Regions from separate parts of the Homo sapiens genome. Here region 2 is linked to region 1. A link is a contact called in ENCODE Hi-C data. All regions are on one chromosome and are shown on one strand. The core of a region is the stretch at or near the end of the contact, and the rest is flanking DNA. Distances in the headings are between cores, read along the strand shown.

Region 1 (2,700 bases), core at 180-2,679:
TCATACCACCCGGTCATCGTCCCCTTTGAAAGGACTGTGGGGTGGGGGTGGGGGACAGCCAGTTTTCCCATTCCACACAATGCCGAGGGGCAGGGCGTGCTGTGGAATGTCCCCTCCATCCACCCTGTGACAGCCGCTCCTTCACTGAGCCCAGGACCAGGCTGTCTCAGGCCGCACCCCCAGACCCTGCTGGGGCCTGGGCCAGGCTCCTGTATTCAGAAAACGGGCACATGTACCCTAAAACTTAAAGTAGAATTAAAAAAAAAAAAGAAACGGGCCAGCCCAGCTCCCAGGAGCTCCACCCGAGGGCCCCACACCCAGGAGCCCAGCGGAGCAGGCGGGGTGCCGGGTCCCTAGGTATGGAGGGCGTGTCTCTCTGGACACCTGTCCAAGCCCAGCGCCCGGGCCCCAGGCGCAGAAGAGAACAGAAAGGCCACGCATCCCGGCGGCTCCTCTGAACTCCGAAACCCGAGCCTCAAAGTCACAGCCGACGGCCGGCACACCCTGCCAAGGCCTCGGGCCCCAGCCCTTCTGTGGGACCACTGCCTTCGGCTCCCGCCCTCCACCCTCCGCCCTCCGCTGGGAGGAAGGCTCCGAGGCTGGAGCCTGACGGGGACAGGAACGGGACAGGATACCTGGGGGATGGTGGCAGAGGTGCAGCCAGCTGAGGTGGGGCAGGGCACCGAAGGAAGGCTTTCTGCCGGGGGCTGGCTGACTCTCGGGCCCCAGGTGTGTCCCCGTCCGCCCTCCTGCACACCCCTGCCTGGCTCCAACCCAGCCCATGACCTCTGACCGCAGCAGCGACTAACCCAGCACGACGAGGGTGTAGTTGACGCTCAGGCTGCCGAAGCCGTTGGTGGCCTTGCACACGTACACGCCGGCATCCTCCCGCTCCACCTGCTTCACCTTCAGCCCCTGCGGCAGCACGCGGAAGCGGCTCCAGCCGCTGTGGATGGTGCGGCCATCCTTGGTCCACATGGTCAGCGGCGGCGGGTCCCCCTCCACTGGGCACTGCAGCCGCACAGTGCGGCCCAGCCGGGCCACCTGCCGTGGGACCACCTTGTCCGCCATCTTTGGGGGGCCTGCGGGTGGGACCGAGGAACAGTCAGCGAGGAGGGGCTTGGGGTCCGGAGCCGGGGGGGCGGTCAAAAGGGGACCCACGGCCCAGCACAGACCTCGGGCCTGAGCTCCACCTGGGTCACCTGCCCAAGATGAGCAGAGGGGCCGAGGTGCAGTGCCCCTGACCCAGGCCTCAGCTGCCCACATGCACCAAAGCCCTGAGCACTGGCCCAGCAAACACCACGTCAGCAGCCTCTCATGGCCGGGGCAGCCCCGTGGCCCCAGAGGCTGGCTCTTTGAGACACGAGAAGGGAGCAGGGTCCCCAGAGGATGCAAAACAGCTGCGCTTGGTAACTCTCGAAAACCACCAACCAAAAGGGCAGAGTCTCCTTCTGGTCATACAGGAAGCAGCCGTACACCCGAGGTCAGAGGGGACAGTGGCCCCCCAAGGACAAGGGCAGTAGGGGGATGGGGGGCCTGGTGGGTCCCAAAGAGGCCCCAGGCCCCTCACCTAATTCCCACCCAACCATCAGCCCAGGGCCCAGCCGGGCCTGGGCATGGGCCAGCGACCCCACAGCTATCCACAAGCAACCGAGCACGGCGGGCTGCCTGAGCCTGTGCAATGTGTGGATGAGAGTCTGTGCAGCACCCACGTCTGTGTCAATATCAGACCTGAGTTCAGGGACCACAGATGCCCAGGTCTGTCTGCCCACCCCCAAGGGCCGTACCCTGCCAGGCACCTTAGCCTTGAGGGGGCATGACCCCAAGGCCCTGGGGTCAGAGAGCAAGCCTCTGGAGAGACGTAGCTCGGGCTGACCACGGGCACTGCCGCTCCTGTCTGGGGGGCAGCCAGTATGTCCTCCCACCACCTGTGAAACCCACAGGAGCAGAAAGGCTGCGGCTCCACATGGCCACCTGCACCATCCCACCCTATGTGGAGAAGCCGAGCCCTCCTTTCCTGGCAGAGGCCTCCTTTCCTGGCAGAAAGGAACCCACCCCATCCCCTGCCTGGGTCCCCGCCCCACCCCATCCCCTGCCTGGGTCCCCATCCCACCCCACCCCCTGTCTGGGTCCCCACCTCACCCCTTCCCCTGCCTGGGTCCCCACCCCATTCCCTGCCTGGGTCCCCACCCCACCCCCATTCCCTGCCTGGGTCCCCACCCCGCCCCATCCCCTGCCTGGGTCCCCACCCCGCCCCTTCCCCTGCCTGGGTCCCCACCCCGCCCCATCCCCTGCCTGGGTCCCCACCCCGCCCCTTCCCCTGCCTGGGTCCCCACCCCGCCCCATCCCCTGCCTGGGTCCCCACCCAGCCCTGCCCCTTCCCCTGCCTGGGTCCCCACCCCACCCCATCCCCTGCCTGGGTCCCCACCCCGCCCCTTCCCCTGCCTGGGTCCCCACCCCGCCCCATCCCCTGCCTGGGTCCCCACCCCAGCCCCACCCCTTCCCCTGCCTGGGTCCCCACCCCACCCCATCCCCTGCCTGGGTCCCCACCCCGCCCCTTCCCCTGCCTGGGTCCCCACCCCGCCCCATCGCCCCATTCCCTGCCTGGGTCCCCACCCCATCCCCTGCCTGGGTCCCCACCCCATCCCCTGCCTCAGTCCCCACCCCACCCCATCCCCTGCCTGGGTGCCTCTGGGCTGG
Region 2 (2,700 bases), core at 32-2,531, 250 kb before region 1:
CACTTGAGCCGAGGAGTTCAAGACCAGACTGGGCAACATAGTGAAGGCTCGTCTCTCAACAAAAAAATATTTAAAAATTTGCTGGGCATGGCAGTACACACCTGTGGTCCCAGCTACTTGGGAGGCTGAGGTGGGAAGATCACTTGAGACCAAGAGGTGGAGGTAGCAATGAGCCAAGATTGTGCCATTGCACTCCAGCTGGGACTACGAGCAAGATTCTGTCTCCAAAAACAAAAACAAAACATGGCTGTGGGTGGTGGCTCATGCCTGTAATCCCAGCACTTTGGGAGGCTGAGGCAGGCGGATCACCTGAGGTCAGGAGTTCGAGACCAGCCTGACCAACATGGAGAAGCTCAGTCTCTACTAAAAATACAAAAAATTAGCCGGGTGTGGTGGTGCATGCCTGTAATCCCAGCTACTTGGGAGGCTGAGGCAGGAGAATCGCTTGAACTCAGGAGGCGGAGGTTGCAGTAAGCCGAGATCGCACCCATTGCACTCCAGCCTGGGCTACAAGAGTGAAACTCCGTCTCAAACACACACACACACACACACACAGAGCTAACATCATACTCAGTTGTGAAAGACTGAAAGCTTTTCCCCTAAGGTCAGGAACAAGGCTCTCACCACTACTATTCAACAGCATACTGGAAGTTGTACCAATGCTATAGACTATGGGCGGCAAGCCACCCAGGTGCCGAGGCAAGAGACCAAGGGCACGAGCTGTTCCAGTGTAATAAAATACATAAATAACAAAAGTTATACTAAATATAGATCATAGATATAATTATATATGAATATCATTAATCATTAGTTTGTAGCAATTACTCTTTATTCCAATATTATAATAATCCTTGCTCTACAATTACAACCTAGGAAAAACCAGGCCATACAGAGATAGGAGCTGAAGGGGCACGGTGAGAAGTGACCAGAAGAGTATGAGCCCTCTGTCACTCCCAGACAGGGCCACTAGAGGGCTCCTTGGTCTAGCGGTAACGCCAGCATCTGGGAAGATGCCCATTACCAAGCAGACCATGGTCTAGCTGTAGCATCAGTGCCAAGGAAAAGCACCCGCTACTTAGCAGACTGGGAAAGGGAGTCTCCCTTTTCCCAGGGGAGTTTAGAGAAGACTCTGTTCCACCACCTCTTGTGGAGGGCCTGACATCAGTTAGGCCCGCCCGCAGTTATCTGGAGGCCTAACCATCTCCCTGTGATGCTGTGCTTCAGCGGTCACGCTCCTGTTTCACTTTCATGTTCCACTCTGTACACCTGGCTCCGCCCTCTAGACAGCAGTAGCAAAATTAGTGAAAGTATTAAAGTCTTTGATCTTTCTAAAAAGAGCATAGAAAAAATAATGACCTAAGCTGTCCTCTCTCTCTCCGCTTTGGCTACCTAACAGGGAAGGGCCCCCTGTCCAGTGGACACATGACTCACATGACCTTATCAATCATTGGCGATGACACACTCTTTACTCTTTTGCTTTGTATCCAATAAATAACAGCACAGCCAGGCATTCGGGGCCACTACCGGTCTCCACGTCTTGGTGGTAGTGGTCCCCCGAGCCCAGCTGTCTTTTCTTCTATCTTTTTGTCTTGTGTCTTTATTTCTACAATCTCTTGTCTCCACACATGGGGAGAAAAACCCACAGACCCTGTAGGGCTGGCCCCTACATAGACAAAAAAAGAAATGAAAAACACCCAAATGGATGGGAAGTGGTAAAACGATCTCTATTTGAAGATGACATAATCCTACATATAGAAAATCCAAAAGAACCCACAAGAAGGTACAATAGCTCATAAACAAATTCAGCAAAGTTACAAGATCAACACATCAAGACCAACACGCAAAATTCATTTGTTTCTGTGCATCAGTATTGAACAATTCAAACAGGAAATTAAGTAAACAATGCCATTTACAACAAGATCTAAAAGAATTAAATACTCAGAAATAAGTCTAACCAAGGAGGTGAAAGACTCGTATGCTGAAAATAGAAAAGATTGCTAAAAGAAATTAAAGAACACCTAAATAAATGGAAAGACATCCCATATTCATGGATAGGAAGACTTAATATTGTTAAGATGTCAATACTACCCAAAGTGATCTACAGATTCAACACAATGCCTATCAAAATTCCAACAGCCCTGTTCAAAGAAATAAAAGTAGATTCTCAAGTGTATATGGAATTGCAAGGGACTCCCAACAGCTTAAATATGAGGAATTTAAGGCCTTTTAAACAACAGGAATATTTATTTAAGATCATGCCTAAGTCTTCTCAGGGAATCTTCTGGAGAGGGAACTTTCCAGGGACGCCTTGGATCCTCATGATGTTGGTGCTTGGTGTGGTCTGGGAGGGCCTAAGTGTTCTCAGGGAATCTTCTGGAGATGGAACTTTCCAGAGATGCCTTGGATCCTTCTTCTGGAGAAGGAACTTTCCAGGGATGCCTTGGATCCTTATGACGTTGGTTCTTCATGTGGTCTGGGAGGGCCTAAGTGTTCTCAGGGTATCTTCTGGAGATAGAACTTTCCAGAGATTCCTTGGATCCTCATGATGTTGGTGCTTGGTGTGGTCCAGGAGGTCACTAGAAGGGAAGTGGTCCTTCTATTCTCATCCTCTTGATTTTTAGATTATGTCTTGTCAACATTAACAGATGTGACTGAAAAGGCAACTTTACTCAGAATTCTGTGCAAATGTCACAGAAGCTA

What was found. A loop is a pair of places that touch in the nucleus more often than their neighbours do. Pooled maps may share reads with other maps.
Region 2: a pooled map shows a loop between it and region 1 (4-fold over the local background). The contact joins two enhancer-like sites. A Hi-C loop is called at or near these places in 1 of 168 maps with a recorded cell type or tissue (chondrocyte), 2 of 37 single-sample maps with no recorded cell type and 13 of 50 pooled maps.

What each region holds. Positions count from the first base shown.
Region 1 is chr4:1,020,585-1,023,284 of GRCh38, reverse strand. FGFRL1 (fibroblast growth factor receptor like 1) reads right to left here. Exons shown (of 7, transcript NM_001004356.3): 3 at 810-1,082. Among named protein-coding and RNA genes, the nearest start is that of FGFRL1, 10 kb to the right of the region's middle. Within about 2 kb of position 1,429, at least 3 of the 41 ENCODE cell types and tissues checked have a DNase peak (open chromatin) inside an H3K27ac peak, as active enhancers do.
Region 2 is chr4:1,266,417-1,269,116 of GRCh38, reverse strand. No RefSeq gene overlaps it. Among named protein-coding and RNA genes, the nearest start is that of CTBP1-DT, 18 kb to the right of the region's middle. RefSeq lists an enhancer at 1,159-1,288. Within about 2 kb of position 1,281, at least 7 of the 41 ENCODE cell types and tissues checked have a DNase peak (open chromatin) inside an H3K27ac peak, as active enhancers do.